Regions from separate parts of the Homo sapiens genome. Here region 1 is linked to region 2. The links are chromatin contacts, found by Hi-C in ENCODE. All regions are on one chromosome and are shown on one strand. Each heading gives the region's core, a stretch centred on a gene start or an enhancer-like site at or near the end of the contact. The rest is flanking DNA. Distances are from core to core; before and after follow the strand shown. Region 1 overlaps LOC105376755 (a long non-coding RNA gene). Region 2 overlaps TMEFF2 (transmembrane protein with EGF like and two follistatin like domains 2).

Evidence for each region. A loop is a pair of places that touch in the nucleus more often than their neighbours do. Pooled maps may share reads with other maps.
Region 1: a map of CD8-positive, alpha-beta T cell shows a loop between it and region 2 (6-fold over the local background). The contact joins two enhancer-like sites. A Hi-C loop is called at or near these places in 3 of 168 maps with a recorded cell type or tissue (CD8-positive, alpha-beta T cell, K562 and spleen) and 7 of 50 pooled maps.

Annotation. Positions count from the first base shown.
Region 1 is chr2:195,315,490-195,320,668 of GRCh38, reverse strand. All of the region lies in intron 1 of LOC105376755 (a long non-coding RNA gene), which reads left to right. Among named protein-coding and RNA genes, the nearest start is that of LINC01825, 210 kb to the left of the region's middle. Within about 2 kb of position 1,433, at least 3 of the 41 ENCODE cell types and tissues checked have a DNase peak (open chromatin) inside an H3K27ac peak, as active enhancers do.
Region 2 is chr2:192,159,179-192,164,409 of GRCh38, reverse strand. All of the region lies in intron 4 of TMEFF2 (transmembrane protein with EGF like and two follistatin like domains 2), which reads left to right. Among named protein-coding and RNA genes, the nearest start is that of TMEFF2, 33 kb to the left of the region's middle. Within about 2 kb of position 1,774, at least 3 of the 41 ENCODE cell types and tissues checked have a DNase peak (open chromatin) inside an H3K27ac peak, as active enhancers do.

The DNA.
Region 1 (5,179 bases), core at 184-2,683, 3.2 Mb before region 2:
GAAAATGCTCACAAATATAATGCATTATTATAAATAAAATTGTCTTGATTTAGAGAGCTTGAAGTTTCCAACAGAGCTAATCAGAACCAAGGGACCCCAGCTTGTTACGATTATCATTAGGACAGGACTGGTCTAGTCATTTTCTTCTTGGCACTGTTCTTGGCAGGGTAGATGCTCAGTACATGTTTGTTTAATGAGGGGATACATGAATACAGAAGCAGAACTAATAACTGTAATAGATTTAGAGGACTATCTATGGACTTTATTTTCACAAAATTGCACAGTCCTTTGAAAAGGAAGTTGGGATAATGAGAATACCTTATTTCCCCTCAATGTGGAGCTGGGATTAAATGTCAGCATTGCTGGGATTATGCAATACATACTAAAAAAAATTACCCTTTTGCCCCTGATCTGATATTCTTGAAATATCTGGACAGAAACAACATTTTGTATAATAAAAAAAGTTTTGTCTGGAAACTGCAGGTTTCCATACCAGTAGTCACTATGTAGCTAATAAGATTTGGAAATTGGATTCTTATTAATACAGTTATGCTCCACATAATGACATTTCAGTCAACAATAGACCACATATCTGTTGGTGGTCCTACAGATTATAATGGAGCTGAAAAATTCCTATCACCTAGTCATGTCATAGGCATCATAATGTCATGGTGAAATGCATTACTCACATGTTTGCGGTAATGGTGGTATAAACAAATTTACTGTGCTGCCAGTCATATAAAATATAGCATATAGAATTGTGTATAGTACATAATACTTGACAATGTTAGTAAGCAACTATGTTACTGGTTTATGTATTTACTGTACTATACTTTTATTGTTAGAGTGTACTCCTTCTACTTATAAAAAATTTAACTGTAAAACAGCCTCAGACAGGTTCTTCAGGAAGTATTCCAGAGGAAGGCACTGTTATCATAGGAGATGATATAACAGCTCCATGCCTGCTATTGCTCCTGAAGACCTTCCACTGGGACAAGACATGGAGGGGAAAGACAGTGATGTTCATGATCCTTAGGTTAATATGTGTGTTTGTGTCTTAATTTTTAACAGAAATTTTTACAAAGTAAGTAAAAATAAAAACTTTTAAAAATAGAAAAAGCTTATAGAATAAGAATATAAAGAAAAAATACTTTTGTGTAGCTATACAATATGTGTGTAAGCTAAGTGTTATTACAAGAGTCAAAAAGTAAAAAAAAAATTGAAAAGTTTGTAAACAGTTCCAGTAAGCCAAGGTTAATTTATTATTGAAGAAAGAAAGAATTTAAAATAAATTTAGTGTAGCCTAAGCATACAGTGTTTCTAAAGCCTGTAGTTGTGTACACGAATGTCCTAGGGCTCACATTCCATTACTAACACATTCCGTTCCTCACTAACCATTCACTCATTGACTCACGCAGGGCACCTCCCAATCCTGCAAACTCCATTCATGGTAAGTGCCCTATAGAGGTGTGCTTTATAAAAAAACCTTTTATACTTTATTTTCTGTACCTTTACTGTTTAGATATTTTTAAATACAGAAGCACTTACCATTGTGTTACAATTGCCTTCTGTACAGTAACATACTGTTCAGGTTTGTAGCTTAGGAGCAATAGGCTATACCACATGGCCTAGGTGTGTAGCATACTATAGTATCCAGGTTTGTATAAATACACGCTATGATGTTCCCACAAAGATAAAATTGCTTAATGATGAATTTCTCAGAATGTATCCCCATTGTTAAGCAATGCATGACTGTCCTTTTTACAAATACTGCAGATAGAACTTTCATGTTTAAAAAATGTATCATAGCAAATTTGCTCATCAATCTAGCAAAATGTGCTTTTTTACTGAGATATAACTTGAACATTGAAATTAAATGTTTTAAATCATGTGAGTAATCCTGTCTCTCTTAAGAATGTCAGCACAATTAACAAAGGTAAAGTATATTTTTTCTGAAGGAAAATAGAATTGATTTATGAATATCATGCTGCCGCTTGGTGGCACTCTTTACTCATTTAAAGCAACTGTGACACCCAGAGAAAAAATGTGTTGGTAATAAAGCAAAGTGACAATCCAGGGAGAATTTCAATAGTCTAATTTTAGACATAGCATTCAGGTGTTTTGGTATTCTGATAGCTTGGATCAGGTGGTTTCTAGAGCTTGCCAGTGCACTGGAGGTCTAAGGGATGTCACTCAGGTTATGAAATGTATCAGGTTTGCATATAATGATATTTTTACTCTCCAAAATTTGGCATATTCGATTTACCTCTTTGATTTTCTTTTGTCTCCATTTTGGAGGACATGGTTTTTAAAGCCTGACGAGTGTATAGAGAGAAAATACATAATGAGTTATTTTCCATAACTTGGAAATAAGAAATAACTTGGATCAGTAAAAATTCTACAAAGTAATCTATAACAACCTTTTGATTGCTAGGTGGCTGAGCCTTATTTACAAATGAGATTTAGAAAAAGGTAAGGAACAGCTGTCATGAGCCAATTTATTCATTGAAGAGCATTTTTTAGGAAGTACAAATTGGGGTAAATGCACACATATAATGCCGAGTGGAGCAGGGTTGTTAAATCAGTCTGAATGCAAAATGTTAATAATGGCATCCTGGCCAACTGTCACTTTTTCACATGACCAGCCACCATTCCAAAGGTTTAATTTGACATCAATCATTTTAATAGAACATTAGAAAAGAAATTATATTAGAATATTGTCAGTGGGATATATGGGACTAGAATTTCCAACTCAGTCTATCTTGTTCTTGCTATGTATAAAAATACTCAATACTAACCATTTTTCAGCATTTGGAGTAGGAGGTAGAAAACATTAAAGACCCATGCCTATCTTCATTACAATCACAGAGTCTGGGCAACAGTCCCAGCCTCCAGCATAAAGAAGCTCCCAGAGTGTAGCGCATTAGTGAGTATAGTTCACCTTTATCAGCTGTGGCATCAATCACATTCTGATTAGTTATATTGGGTCCCCACCTAAGCCACTCAATTATGAAAATCTGTCCAAGGCAGAACTAGCACGCCATTGCATTTGAAATCCACTCAGACAATCACATCGATGCTAAGATTCTATGTCTCTCATTTTAGCAGACAAATTTCATTGAGAAGCAGCCACATATGTTTTGGACATGGTTTCTCCAAGTATACTCTGAGAACAAATGTGTTTCCAAAATACCCAGATGATGGTTAAAATGCAGATTTCTTGGCCCTTCTAAAGAATGGGAGTTAGCATAGAGCATCACCATTTTCAGGAAACTCTCTGAGTGATTCTCATGCTTACTACAGTTTGAGAACTACTGTTTGGTGAGGAACAACTCCTGTGACTATGTAAACATCAGACATAATTTCTTGACCATGCAGTATGTGTTTGCCACTGTTCATCTTAACAGTGAGTATGTTTCTAATTTTAGTAACTCTTTCAAGTTCTTTGGAACAAGGGTCTTGGATTTAAAACTATGGTGTATATCAAATATCACAGAACTAGAGTAGCTTAGAATTAAACTACGGAGGAATATTCTGATTGAATTTTTGATTTACCAGAAGTATACTGTTTTCACAAAATATCCAGGGATAATCGTTAGAGATGGTGCTTTCCCAGGAAAACTAACATTTGTTGATTATCTACTCTGCGGCAGATTCTTTATATTGCAATATTCCAATTACTCCAAAATGGTCTTATTTGATTTCCTGTTTATCTATTACATGAAATGATGTGAACATGTCATCATTTGAAGCTGGTAAAGGTTAATAGGGATTTCTTGCTCACTGTTAATCAGGTTCTCTCAGGGACATTTGAGTTATTATTGTTAAGATACACTTTGAAGGCTCTTAAGGATCTCTGCACCATTTTTAGCTGTCTTTTTTTATTTTGAAAATCTTGTATCATATGTATTTTTAGATACTTTTACAGTCCTTGCTTTTATCTTATCTTTCATTCTGAGCTCACAGTAACTTATGGCTTTGAGCCAAAATGTTCAATCATATACTTCCTTTTTAGAGTTTCTACCATGATATTTCTCAGCTAGTGTAGAAGTTTATGTCACTTAATGGGCATGCTTTGTATGCTGAATATGCTCAAATAGTCAAAAGGCACACATAATTGTGAATAGCAGAATCCAATTTTAAGTCTTATTTCATATTCCTATATTTCTAGGAGGATATCTTACTGCAATGTGACGTTTAACAAGAATAATTATCCCTTCAACTTCTGGATCACCGTGAGGGTTCATAATAAAACTCCTGGCTCCCCAGAAAGGCAACTGGGAAATCACGCAAATCAGACTTAAAGGCTCCTATTTGATTCTTACAAGAAATTAATTCCACAAGCACCATTGTATAGTGTGAGCAGAAAGAGCATTTCTAGGTTCCATCAACATTCTGTTCTGTACCCTCAACCTATTGACATGAAAGCCATGTTTCTAATAATTGAGACTGTTTGCTTCTATCATCTTTCTTTGAGACTTGCATACTGATGGTAGTTGGGAAATAATAGCTTCCATTATTTCAACTCTTGCCTGCTAATGAGAATCTGAAAATGATTTGAGACTAATTCCAACAAGGTCTCTCAAAATTATCTACTCTGGTGGCTGTAGTAAATAGTAAATATAATCTATTAATTGTTGAATTTCAGAATTGAAATGGGCTGTAGCAATCATGTTGCTTAAATCTTTTATTTTACAGAAAAGGAAACAGGTGTTAAAAAATTTATTTCACTGTAAAACCAAATTTGCAGCTTTACATAATAAAATGCTAATAATTTAAACTGCATAGGAATGAATAAAACTTGAACATTCAGGTTTATACTTGAAGGATGAAAAGTCTAAATCTGCCTTCCATTTTGTTTTATTGTCTTTTGATTTCTTTCTATAATTATTTATACTTAATCCACATTTCTTAAAATGAGATATTGATAAAAGCCCTAGTTTTCTCCAGTTGTTTTCATGTCAGAGAACAAATTCCAGGGGACAATATGCATTATTTTGATGATCGTAAATGGCATCACTTAATAGTATCCACCACAACTCACAATAATAATTCTCACAGATTTTCTTTTGTATATTCTGCTTTTCCTTGCCTTGGACTGAGAGCATTTGATTTTGAAGAGCTGACTGCTTATAAAGTTTACCTGTTTATGACACTCTGGCTGTGCTCTTGGTGCTTC
Region 2 (5,231 bases), core at 525-3,024:
CAAAGTTACTAGGTTTTGTGGTAAGAGTGAGATTTTCACTGAAGCCTTAAGTAGTAGAAAGAACAAGGTACACAAAGATCAGAGGCAGGGCATTCGGAGCAAAGGGAAGAGCACAGGCCAATGCCCTAAGGGATGCCTTAGTGAAATCCAGAAATAGAAGGAAGGTAAGTGCAGCCCGAGCATAGTGAATGAGCAGGAAAGTGGTAGAAGAGGAGAGTAGGGAAGTGGTAAGGAATTTGGAATTTATTCATTGCATCATGGAAAGCCTTTGGAAGACAGTAATATAATCCGGTTTATATTTTCAAAAGATTGCTCTGGCATCTGTGTGGAGAATGAATTGTAGATGAGGCAAGAGTAGGTGCAAAGAAAGCAATAAAAAGATTATTATAGTGGAGCAGGCAAAGAGGATCCTGACCTGAATAATATGGTGGCAACAAAGGTGGTGAGAAGGTGACAGATGTCCTGGGGGCCATGTCTATCCTCATTATTTCCCATTCCTTTCTATATTGTTATTGGTGTGAACAAAAATGTTACATGCCAACGCAAAGAAGGATATGGAAAAGGGAAGAAAAAGAAATAACCCCATCACGTCATTTAGCACTCGCCAAGTTCTCCATGCCCATTTAACATAAATGAATGTGTAGGTTTACTTTTAAGACATGAAAATGTGTCATAAAAAGCATTATTTTAAAAACCAAAGCCCATGCATTGAGCCTACTATATTCATCTAAAGTAATTTTCTCAGACTTTCAAGAGAGAAACAGATTGATGTACTTTTGGGGTTGTTAACTAGTGGCTTTTCAATAAAGCCTGAGTATATTGATGATTTTGTTTTTCACTTACCTTTTAAAATTTATACAATTTAAGTACCATCACTGGTATGGCAGTAAAAAATAAAATATAAAAATAGACAGCTCCATAATTTGGCCTTTAAATGGCTTCACATATTTATATTCTATGTAGGATATGTAACAGATTGTGACAACAGAATCAGATATAATCAAATTGCAGCCTTACAAATATAGCAAATATCATGAAACAGCTCCCTTCTGCTGACTCAAAGAGTGGGAGTTTCATTTCTTTCATTATATTTTTTCTGTAACAGCTTATCACTAGCAACACCTTTGGAGCATTTCTCCTTCTTTGTCAATGTAAATGTCCACACAATAGCGCTTTACCTATATTTGCCATCAATTTTCTCACATTGGATTTTCTACTCTGGAGACAACTAATTTGAGTAACTGGAAATATAAAGCCTATGGCTTCCACCTTCAGTTTCCCAGTTCACAGAGCAATATAGAAAGTCACTTCCAGATGCAGAAAGCCCAAGGCCCACCCATAGACTTTGTTCAGCCTCCGTGGTGCTCCTTAGCTTATTTCTCTAAAGCCTGCAGATTTTCATATGTGGTATTTGGGGAAAATCTTATTATCAATATATAAGCATCACTACAATTAAGCTCTGCTTGTTGTGATGTCTGAATATCAATAAGGACTCCAGTTCATCCTGAGAGTGACAGCCATTTAATTCACTCTGCCTGTCTAATCTTGGGCAAGGATTTAAAAGATGCTGTCAAATATTTGTAAACATGTCGTGCATTTTTCTTTCACAGAGATTCTTTTAAAGTGAGAAGAGTTATTTTCTGTTTTGTCTTGGATTATTGTTTGGTTTTTAAAAGCTCATTTAGCTTTTCCTCTTCTTTAATAGTAAATTGCAATTTTTTTTCCCCCTAAGACTCACAGGAGCTATCCTTCACTGTATTCATGAAGTGGGAGTAGTGCTGTACCAGTAGGGGGCGCTCATATCATACCTATTTTGTGGGTTGGCGAAAAGTAAATTTTGTAGGTTTGTGTAGTTAAGGGTGGAGCTATTTTAACTCTAAAGCCAACAAAGATTATGAGTTGGAATAGAAGTTATTTCCCCCTGTTGAAAAGTTAAACTTTGCTAAAGTTGTAAATCTTCACTATGGTACGAGTTTAAGTGGCTTTTGGTTAATGAAACTGCATGCTGTGGTTGATGTTTTCAGATAGCTTAATGTGGAGAATTTAAAACATATTAAAAGACTTTTTTCCTGATAGGTATTATCAAATTTTTTAATCCATAAATAACAGACACAGCACACTCACCCCTGATTTTAAGGGGTTTCTCATATTTGTTTCATGGCTGTAATTTCATGTAAACATGGCTGATGGTGATGTGAGTAGCAATGGACATAGAGTTCAACTTGTTTTTCTGGTAAGTGTCTCCTAAGTAAGTTTACTTTGGGGTCATTTGCCTTCTTCATTACATTGGCATCAAGTGTAGTCCCAAAGGCATCAAGATCATGATTAGCTAACTTTCACCAACATCAGTAAGGAAGCAGCCTGAGGCATCCTTCTATTCCTTTTTCTTCTTCAAGGTTGTTATGTTTGTCCTTTGAGTTGTCAGCACCCTTCAAAACGCTCTCTGTAATTTTAGAACCTTTAATATGGTGAACATCAAGCATCTCATCATGCCAAATGTAATTTTCCACACCCCCAGCATTTAATGTGTTCACAGGAAATGAAAAAAGAATCACACTTCCTCTCTTTGCTTGTTCCTTATGCTTTATCGAACACCATTTTAATGCCAGGCACAGAGTGAGAGACCAGAGATTAAAAAATAAAAGATGAACAGGGCTTATCACTGCCCACAACAAACTCATGATCTAGGCAACACATTATTTTGTGTACTGGGGAAAGGATGGCTCCAAAGCCTGTTTTCTTTAACAGAAGAAAAGGACACAGTTGTCTCCAGACTGGTCCACATGTTTAACTTTCACATCGTTCCTGACTCAAGCAAGTTGACTAATTGCTTACACTATACATCCCAAAATTGAAAGTCTTTAAATTTGGAAGTGCATTATGCCTGCCTTTAGATGGACATGGCTTATGGATTCACTTATGTCATACAATTTTCTTGCAAACTACTATGCTGTTTCAGGCCGGTGAGGTGGCTCATGCCTGTAATCCCAACACTTTGGGAGGCCGAGGAGGGCAGACCACTTGAAGTCAGGAGTTCAAGACCAGCCTGGCCAACATGGTGAAACCCTGCTAATGAAAACACAAAAATTAGCTCTGCATGGTGGTGGGTGCCTGTAATCCCAGCTACTAGGGAGAATCGCTTGAACACGGAAGGCGGAGGTTGCACTGAGCCAAGATCACGCCACTGTACTCCAGCCTGGGTGACAGAGCAAGACCCTGTCTCAAAAAAATAAAAATAAATTAATATGCTGTTTCATAGGTTGAATCTGCTTGGACGCTGGTATGCAAACGGGAGGGGGCAAGGGGAGAGGAATAGGAGATGACATGGGAAGATGAGACTGGGAGACGGTAAAGTGTCCCCACTTCCTTAGGGTGAGCTCCACAACTGTCTAGCAATTCTCTAGCAATAAAATGGCTGTCCTAAGATTGATAAGCCTTTAGCGTGGCAGAGTGATGACTCTAGACTCTCGGATTTAAAGATCTCTTTACTTCACACAAGGTCTCTTTTTCTCCTCTCTTTCCTCTACATAAACTTTCTTCTCTGTCAGCATTACTGCTGCCTATTGCATCCAGTTTACTATAATGCATAATTACCATGCCATCATTGCTGCTGCAAATGCCTTTTTCTCTGTTCTTTCTGCACATCCTTTTCCATTTATCTTATATTTCCTGTTTTGGAAATGTAAGATACATCTATATACATCATGGTGCCTTTGTAATGTTAAATGTATTTTTTTCTAAAGAAGGTCCCCTAAATTGCAAAAGCTCAGGCTCCACAGAGACTTAGATCAGTCTCTCCCCATGGGTTTTAATATTCAAATCTTTGGCTCACCTTCCAGTTGCCTTGTTGTTTTTGTTGCTGCTGCTGCTTTTGTGTTATGATTCTGTAGGTAAATTGTTTGTAGGGCTTGTTCTTTTCTTAATGAATATTTTTAATATCTTTTTTTCTCCCAGGCAGTTTCTTAGTCCAGAGTTGTGCCAGAAGCCAAATTTTCTAATAGAGCTTAATGGATTCTTCGACAATTCTTGTAAAATATGGTATCTTAAACATCTATCACTAAAGTGGATATTACAGTACAGATATTGCAAAAATGTGTTTAACAGGGTACATAGAATTTCTGCCAAACCAAATGTTGATACACAGTATTAATAGGACTCACCCAGCAACTTATATTTCAGCCTTCACATTGACTTTGATACCAAATTCTTTTTGAAATCTATTGAGTACTCTCTCAATTTCACCCAACTTGGCCTCCCCTCCCCAAACACACATATTTGCTCCACCTAAGAGGCCTAAGTCTCTCAAAATTTTAGAAGGCAGTCAAACAAGATGCCCTTTTTCCAGGCAGTAATATCACAATAGAAAACATCTTCTGAATACTAAACCTCTGGCAGCAATAGAGTCTATTCATTTCGTTGCCAAAGGAAATGGTAACCCAGTAATTATCACTGGCCCTATTACTTCTTCTCATTAGCCCTTGTCTCACACAAAGCAGAAGTTCAAGTTCTTGGTTCAGACTTTGAGATTTCCAAAGAACTGGTTTGGCAAATGACTTTTATTTCTTGATCAACATTTTGTGTATCAGGCCCCTATTCAGGTTCTGCAACTAGAGAAGTGAACAGACAATATTTGTGCTAGCATGGCAATAAGTTTTGCTGAAGCAGGGCAATGAGGTGGGAAATATTAAGGGATGGAAGAAGACTGTTTAATTATCTAGAACACTTCCTTGAAATAGATTAACAAGCTTTCAATACCAAGCAGTTAGGGTAAGCCATTGCTCAAAGGGACTACTATGACAGTTTTTTGTATTACCAAATTTTATTAGATGTTAAGTCCATACAGAGGTTGAACTATATACAATGGCAGTAAACTGAATATGAAGTCATTAAAAATTAAGTTTCATGCTATTCTTTTGGGTGTCATGACAGTAGCAAAACTAGCGCATTCAGTTCCCAGAATCACAGCTTCATCATAAAGATGAGTCATGTTGAACTAAAGGGACTATATTTTAATGAGCCAATCTGGTTACTGTAGCTCATCTATGCTCAGCAGCAGACTGCCTGGGGAACAGGAGACAATCTATTTGTCAAATGAAGAATTAGTCCCTGATGCTATCCTTCGGCCTTGATCCCCCCCTCAACACTCTCCTCTCTGTTCCTTCTTGTATAAAGTCTTGCCTTGGGGGTTTCCCTTAACTACAAATAACGGTAGCATAAAACAATCTGCATTG